Regions from separate parts of the Homo sapiens genome. Here region 1 is linked to region 2. Evidence: read pairs that join two places in POLR2A ChIA-PET (ENCODE). Cell type or tissue: Caco-2. All regions are shown on one strand. Each heading gives the region's core, and the rest is flanking DNA. Links, peaks and the distances in the headings are about the cores only.

The links. Peaks named below come from ENCODE experiments on the same cell type or tissue, not always from the same donor. Only the 100,000 strongest peaks of a DNase experiment are listed, where the experiment ranks them.
Region 1: POLR2A ChIA-PET joins it to region 2 with 10 read pairs; 3 of 35 experiments call an interaction of 5 or more read pairs at or near these places.

The regions. Positions count from the first base shown.
Region 1 is chr20:49,055,852-49,058,765 of GRCh38, reverse strand. CSE1L (chromosome segregation 1 like) reads right to left here. Exons shown (of 25, transcript NM_001316.4): 2 at 218-313. The coding sequence starts at 302. Among named protein-coding and RNA genes, the nearest start is that of CSE1L, 11 kb to the right of the region's middle. In Caco-2, for the core only: no CTCF peak of the experiment used is centred there; no DNase peak of the experiment used is centred there.
Region 2 is chr20:48,724,517-48,727,430 of GRCh38, reverse strand. PREX1 (phosphatidylinositol-3,4,5-trisphosphate dependent Rac exchange factor 1) reads left to right here. Exons shown (of 40, transcript NM_020820.4): 5 at 1,040-1,141. Among named protein-coding and RNA genes, the nearest start is that of PREX1, 100 kb to the left of the region's middle. In Caco-2, for the core only: no CTCF peak of the experiment used is centred there; a DNase peak (open chromatin) is centred at 1,630.

The sequences.
Region 1 (2,914 bases), core at 269-2,768, 330 kb before region 2:
CTAGTACTTTTTAATCCCAGAAGATGCCAAATAAAAGCTATTTTACTCAAAAAAGAAACAACACACCATGGTATAGCAGCTGTAACACTTATAAACTACGCTTGAGAACCCAAGTATGAATTTTTTAAAATATATTTATAAGGAGGCAGATAATACATAGGTTTCTCTCACCTGTCCTGAAGGAATTAATCAACCAAAAAACGTTTATTTTCTTTACCTGGACGTCGGATGGCAGGATCAGGATCAAGTGTTTTCTTTAAATATTCTGTTAGTGTTTGCAGATTTGCATCGCTGAGTTCCATTGCTATAGGATCTAAAATATAAAATAAGGTTTGGATAACTGGTCACTTACGGAAAAAGTGATTTACATTTAAAGAAATCCGTTTATATTATGGGTTATTCTCTCTGAAAGTCATCCATCTGTTGTTTTTTATATGGGCAGTAAACCTGACTCTGAGACAAGAGTCCAGCAAATGAGATGTGCCTTTTCCCCCAAAAACAATAGTGAGACAATTTTGTGATAAGGGAGATGAAAAAAAATCCCAAAATTTCAAAAAGATAGTCATAGAAAAAAAAGCTGAAGGACTGCTCGAAGTCACCAAGAAGTTTATATGATTTAATGCTATGGGAAAGGGCTAATAAAGGTTAAGAAAAAAAAAATCACTGGAGGAACTTATTAAAGAAGCCCCATAAGGAGCCCGGGCAGTGGCTCAGGCCTGTAAATCCCGACACTTTGGGAGGCTGAGGTGGGTGGACTGCTTGAGCTCAGGAGTTAAGAGACCAGCCTGTCAACAGGGTGAGACCCCATCTCTACCAAAACTACAAAAAAATTGAAGCCGGGCATGGTGGCTCATGCCTGTAATCCCAGCACTTTGGGAGGCTGAGGCAGGCGGATCACCTGAGGTCAAGAATTTGAGACCAGCCTGGTCAACATGGTAAAATCCCGTCTCTACTAAAAATACAAAAATTAGCTGGACATGGTGGCAGGAGCCTGTAATCTCAGCTACTTGGGAGGCTGAGGCAGGAGAATCGCTTGAACCCGGGAGGCAAAGGTTTCAGTGAGCTGAGATCGCACCATAGCACTGCAGCCTGGGCGATAAGAGCAAAACTCCGTCTCAAAACAAACCAACCAACCAACCCAAAAAATTAGCCAGGCATGGTAGTGGGTGCCTTCAGTCCCAGCTACTCGGAAGGCTGAGGTGGGAAGATGTCTTGAGCCTGGGGGCAGAGGTTGCAGTGAGCTGAGATGGTGCCACTGCACTCCAACTTGGGTGATGGAGCAAGACCTGTCTTAAAAAAAAAAAAAAAAAAGGCCCCACAACGAGAAATTAAAATTTTAAACAGCAAATAAATATCCCACATAAAGTTCTGAGATTAAAGAAACAAGAAATTCCTTCATGTACAACATGTAATCGCAAATACTACAAAGTGCTAAGAATTTGCATCTAGGGAGATAAATTCTAGAGTTCAGAAGATGACAGCTAAGATTATGATTCTAGAAGTTTTCATATTTAAAGCTTAAACAAAACTAAATCACATAATATGCTTATAACTGACCAAAAAACTTCACATCTAACAGATGACAAATTAAAAAAAAAATTTTGTAGAGACAGGGTCTCACAATGTTGCCCAAGCTGGTCTCAAACTCCTGGACTCAAGTGATCCTCCTGCCTTGGCCTCCCAGTGTGCTAGGATTACAGGCGTGAGCCACCGTGCCCAGCCCACAAATTTTAAGCTAACTAAATGGCCTACGTCGATTTAACTACTAACAACATAGGCTAAGAAATACACAGTTCAAGAGATTTATTGTACAACAAGGTGACTATAATAATGTATTGTACACTTGAAAATTACTGGGTATATTTTAAGTGCTTTCACCACACACACACACACACACACACACACACACACACACACAGCATGTGAAGTAATATGTTAATTAGCTTGATTTAGCCATTATACAATGTATACATATTTCAAAACATGCATACCACAAATATATACAATTTTGTCCATTAAAAATGGGAAAAAAAGGAGTCTGAACCCACTCAATTAAAAGGAAAATGAAAAAACACACAGAAACAGCACATACACAGAGTACAAGTGTCAGATGTGCATGATTACCAACAGATCACAAATCCTGGGAATCTTATCAATTGAGCTTTATGGTCTCCAACTTGTTGGTGAGACGATAAAATTAGGTGCAAACTGAGGGAACTTTTTGGGGGTGACAGAGTGTTCTAAAATTGGACTGTGGTGACACATGCATAATCTACATAAATTTACTAACATTTCCCAAACAGTTCACTTAAAATGGATAAATCTTATAGTATGTAAATTGTACTTCAATAAAGCTATTTTAGGCTGGGCGCGGTTGCTCACGCCTGTAATCCCAGCACTTTGGGAGGCTGAGGGGGGTGGATCACCTGAGGTCAGGAGTTTGAGACCAGCCTGGCCAGCATGGTGAATCCCGTCTCTACTAAAAATACAAAATCAGCCGGGCATGGTGGCATGCACCTGTAATCCCAGTTACTTGGGTGGCTGAGGCAGGAGAATCGCTTGAACCTGGAGGCAGAAGCTGCAGTGAACCAAGATTGTGCCACTGCACTCCAGCCTCAGAAAGAGCGAGACTTTGTCTCCAAAAAAAAAAAAAGCGATTTTAGAAAACTCCACTTATGCTTAGATTCCATTAGGCAGCTTTTAGATATATAGCCACATGTAGATGGGAAAGTGGAGCCCTTTCAGGGAAATCATGCACCAAATTAACCAGAGGCTTCTATGAAAAAGAAGAAAAAAACTAAACACACAATTTTTGTAAAATGTAAAAAAGGTCAGTGGAAAAAGTTCAAGGATATCATAATTCAAATTATGAAAAAAAACTTCACATATAGAAGAAAACAAAAAACACACTCCA
Region 2 (2,914 bases), core at 272-2,771:
AAGAGGCATGGAATGAGCCGAGAGAGGCAAGGGGGCTGCAGGGCGGAAGTATTGACATGGAGAACACTGGGTTGATTCATGTGGACAGGAGCTTAGGGCTGAGCGTGGGAGTTAGGGTAACGGTATTCCATTCCTAAGAGAGCTGTACTTTTTAACTCTGCAAGCCAAAATAGAGGTATGCATATGACAGAATCACGTACACTCCTCCCAGCTAAAGAACTAGGACATTTTCAGTAACAGTTGAAGGTTCTTGGTTCACTTTCCAACCCAAAACTCTCCCTCCACAGAGGGAACCCCCACTGGAATTGGGTGCATTCCTTTAACACGCATGTCTTTATATTTGACCTCATACATGCTCTCCATAAACAGCGCATAGTTTTATGTGCCATGTCTTTAAAAGATCTCTGTAAGTGGCTTCATACTGTACATATCCTTCTTTCTTTTGCACAAGAGTACATTTTTGGGGTTCGCCCGTGTTGCTACGTGTGGCCCTGGTTATCTCATTTTAACTGCTGCATAGCTAGCTACCATTGTATAAATCTGCTGCAAACAGACTGAAACAAAAATACAGATGTTTCCATTCTCAGGTGATGGATATTTAGGTCGCGTCCCATTTTTTACTGTTGTAAGCAAGGCATTTTTGAGTCTCCTGGTGTGTATATGTGAAAGCTTCTCTAGACCAGGAATGGGTGAATTTTTCTGTAAAAGGCCAGATAGTCAATATTTTAAGTTTTGCCACTATATGGCCTTTTTTTCCCCAACAACTCAGCTCTGCCGTTGTAGCTTGTAGGGGGCCACAGCCAATGTGATGGATGTGGCTGTGTTTCTAATAAAACTTACCAAAATGGGGAGTAGGCAAGATTTGGCCCAGTAGGGTTTGTGTTGGTTGTAGATGATGCACGTTTTCACTTCTACGGGTCGCTAAATCGCTTGCCAAGTGATTGTAGCTGTGCTCTGAGAGCGTTTCTCATGGTTGAGGGTGGCTATGTCCCTGTGCTATCCTTGGTGGGTTTCATGAAGGTCTCCTGTCCCTTTGCAGAGCTGCATGCTTCTGGGAGGCCGGAAGACCACGGACATCCCTTTGGAAGGCTACCTGTTGTCTCCGATCCAGAGGATCTGCAAGTACCCGCTCCTCCTTAAGGTGAGACTTTCCCGTATTTGAAGTGACAGAAAACTCTTTGGCTTCAGCATAACATAAAATTTGTTAGTTCAAGTATCTGAGAAGTCTAGCAGCAGTGTCAGCTTTGGGCCGGGCTGGATTTAAACCAGGACCCTGCCTCTTTCTCTCTCGTTCACCCTGCTTTCCACCATTCAGGCTTATTTTCAGTGTGGCAGCAGGTGGCTGTGGTTCTCCTGGCCTCACATCCTCTCAAGTTTAAGGTCAGTGGGAAAGAGTGAACCTCTCTACTAAGAGCTGAGGAAAGTCCTGAGATTCATTCTGTCTTTGGCTATCTGCAGCCAGGGGAAGGTCATATGCCAAATGGTTTGGGCCTGAGTCATGCGCTTTGACCTGGACAAATTACATGAAGCCTTTGCATGTACCATTTATCATCCTCCAGTCAGCTTAGACCCGTGCTTTACCCCTGAACCAATCACTATTGCTGTGCTCTGATTAGCTGAGACATGGTCTCACTCCACTCTGATCCAATGACAGTGAGCAGGGCAGTGTTGTGTTCTGATTGGCTGAGACCTGGGTCAGGTGCTGCACTCCTGAACCAATCATTTTGAGCAAGGGAATTCTAATTGGCTCAGACTTGGGTCATGTGCTCCAACCTTGAACCAATCACTAGGTCCCACAGGCCATGAGTGAGGACAGATGAACCCCACGTGACCAAAGTCTGAGCTGTTTGTGGAAGGCAGGGTGAGGGCAGGCATAGGTGTTGGCTGGGCAAATGCAGCCTTCCATACACCTGCTGTTTCCTTCCCTGCCGCCAGCCCTGGCTTTGTCTTGGCTGGGCAAAGCAGGGAAGGTTTGCTGCTTCTGTGGGGATGGAGAAGTCTTGATTCTAGGCTTCAGCCTGGCTGCTGGACAGATCCTGAGCCCAGGGGACGGCTCTTCCGCCTTCCACTGCTCTCAGCCCAGGGTTTCAGCCCTTGGAAATGGCTGAACAAAATGGCTATTGGCCGGAGCCTGTCCTGGCTCTGTCCTGAAGGCAGCTGTGTTTTAGGTTCCCTGTGGGGGGATTAATTTGGCTGGTGGGGCCTCATTCACGCACCTGCTCACAGGGGTTTGTGTATTTTTGCTCCATGAACTGGAAGCAAAAGGGGAGGGGAAGGGTACCAGGGCATTCTTCATCTTGGTTTTCTGCTGGAGAAGGTGGGTGATGCTGGAGCCTCTGAACTGGGCCAGACCCTGGGGCCATCAGCTCTGCCCACGAACACAGGACTTTGCTGTGCGCAGCCGTGGGGGTGGGACGCAGCTCTCCCATGCCTCCTCTGGTCTGCTCCTGCTGTTGATCTCTCCCAGCAATCTCGAAAGGAACTTCAGCACTTGTTGTTGCCATGGCTTCGATCCCTAGATAGGTCTTAGAAATGCTGTAGCTCAGGTCTTCACCTGGTTGTGGAAGAAGCTTCAGGTGAAACTTATAAACTGGTAGCCTGTGGACCAAATCGGGCCTGCAGATGTGCTTTGTGTGATCTGTGTGATGTGTCTTTCGAACTTGGATTAGCTACCAGCATTAAGAGACAGTGTACTGTAGTGGTTAGAGACAGGGTGGGCAAAACTGTGGCCTCTGGGCCAAATATAGCCCATGGCCTGTTTTTATACAGCCTATGAGCTAAGAATGATGTTTACTCTTTTTTTTAAAAGCTTTGTTAAACGAACAAGCAAAACCCCAGAAGAATATGTAGCAGAGAGTGGATGTAGCCAGCAGAGCCTAAAATATTTACCATCTGGCCCTTTACAGCAAAAATG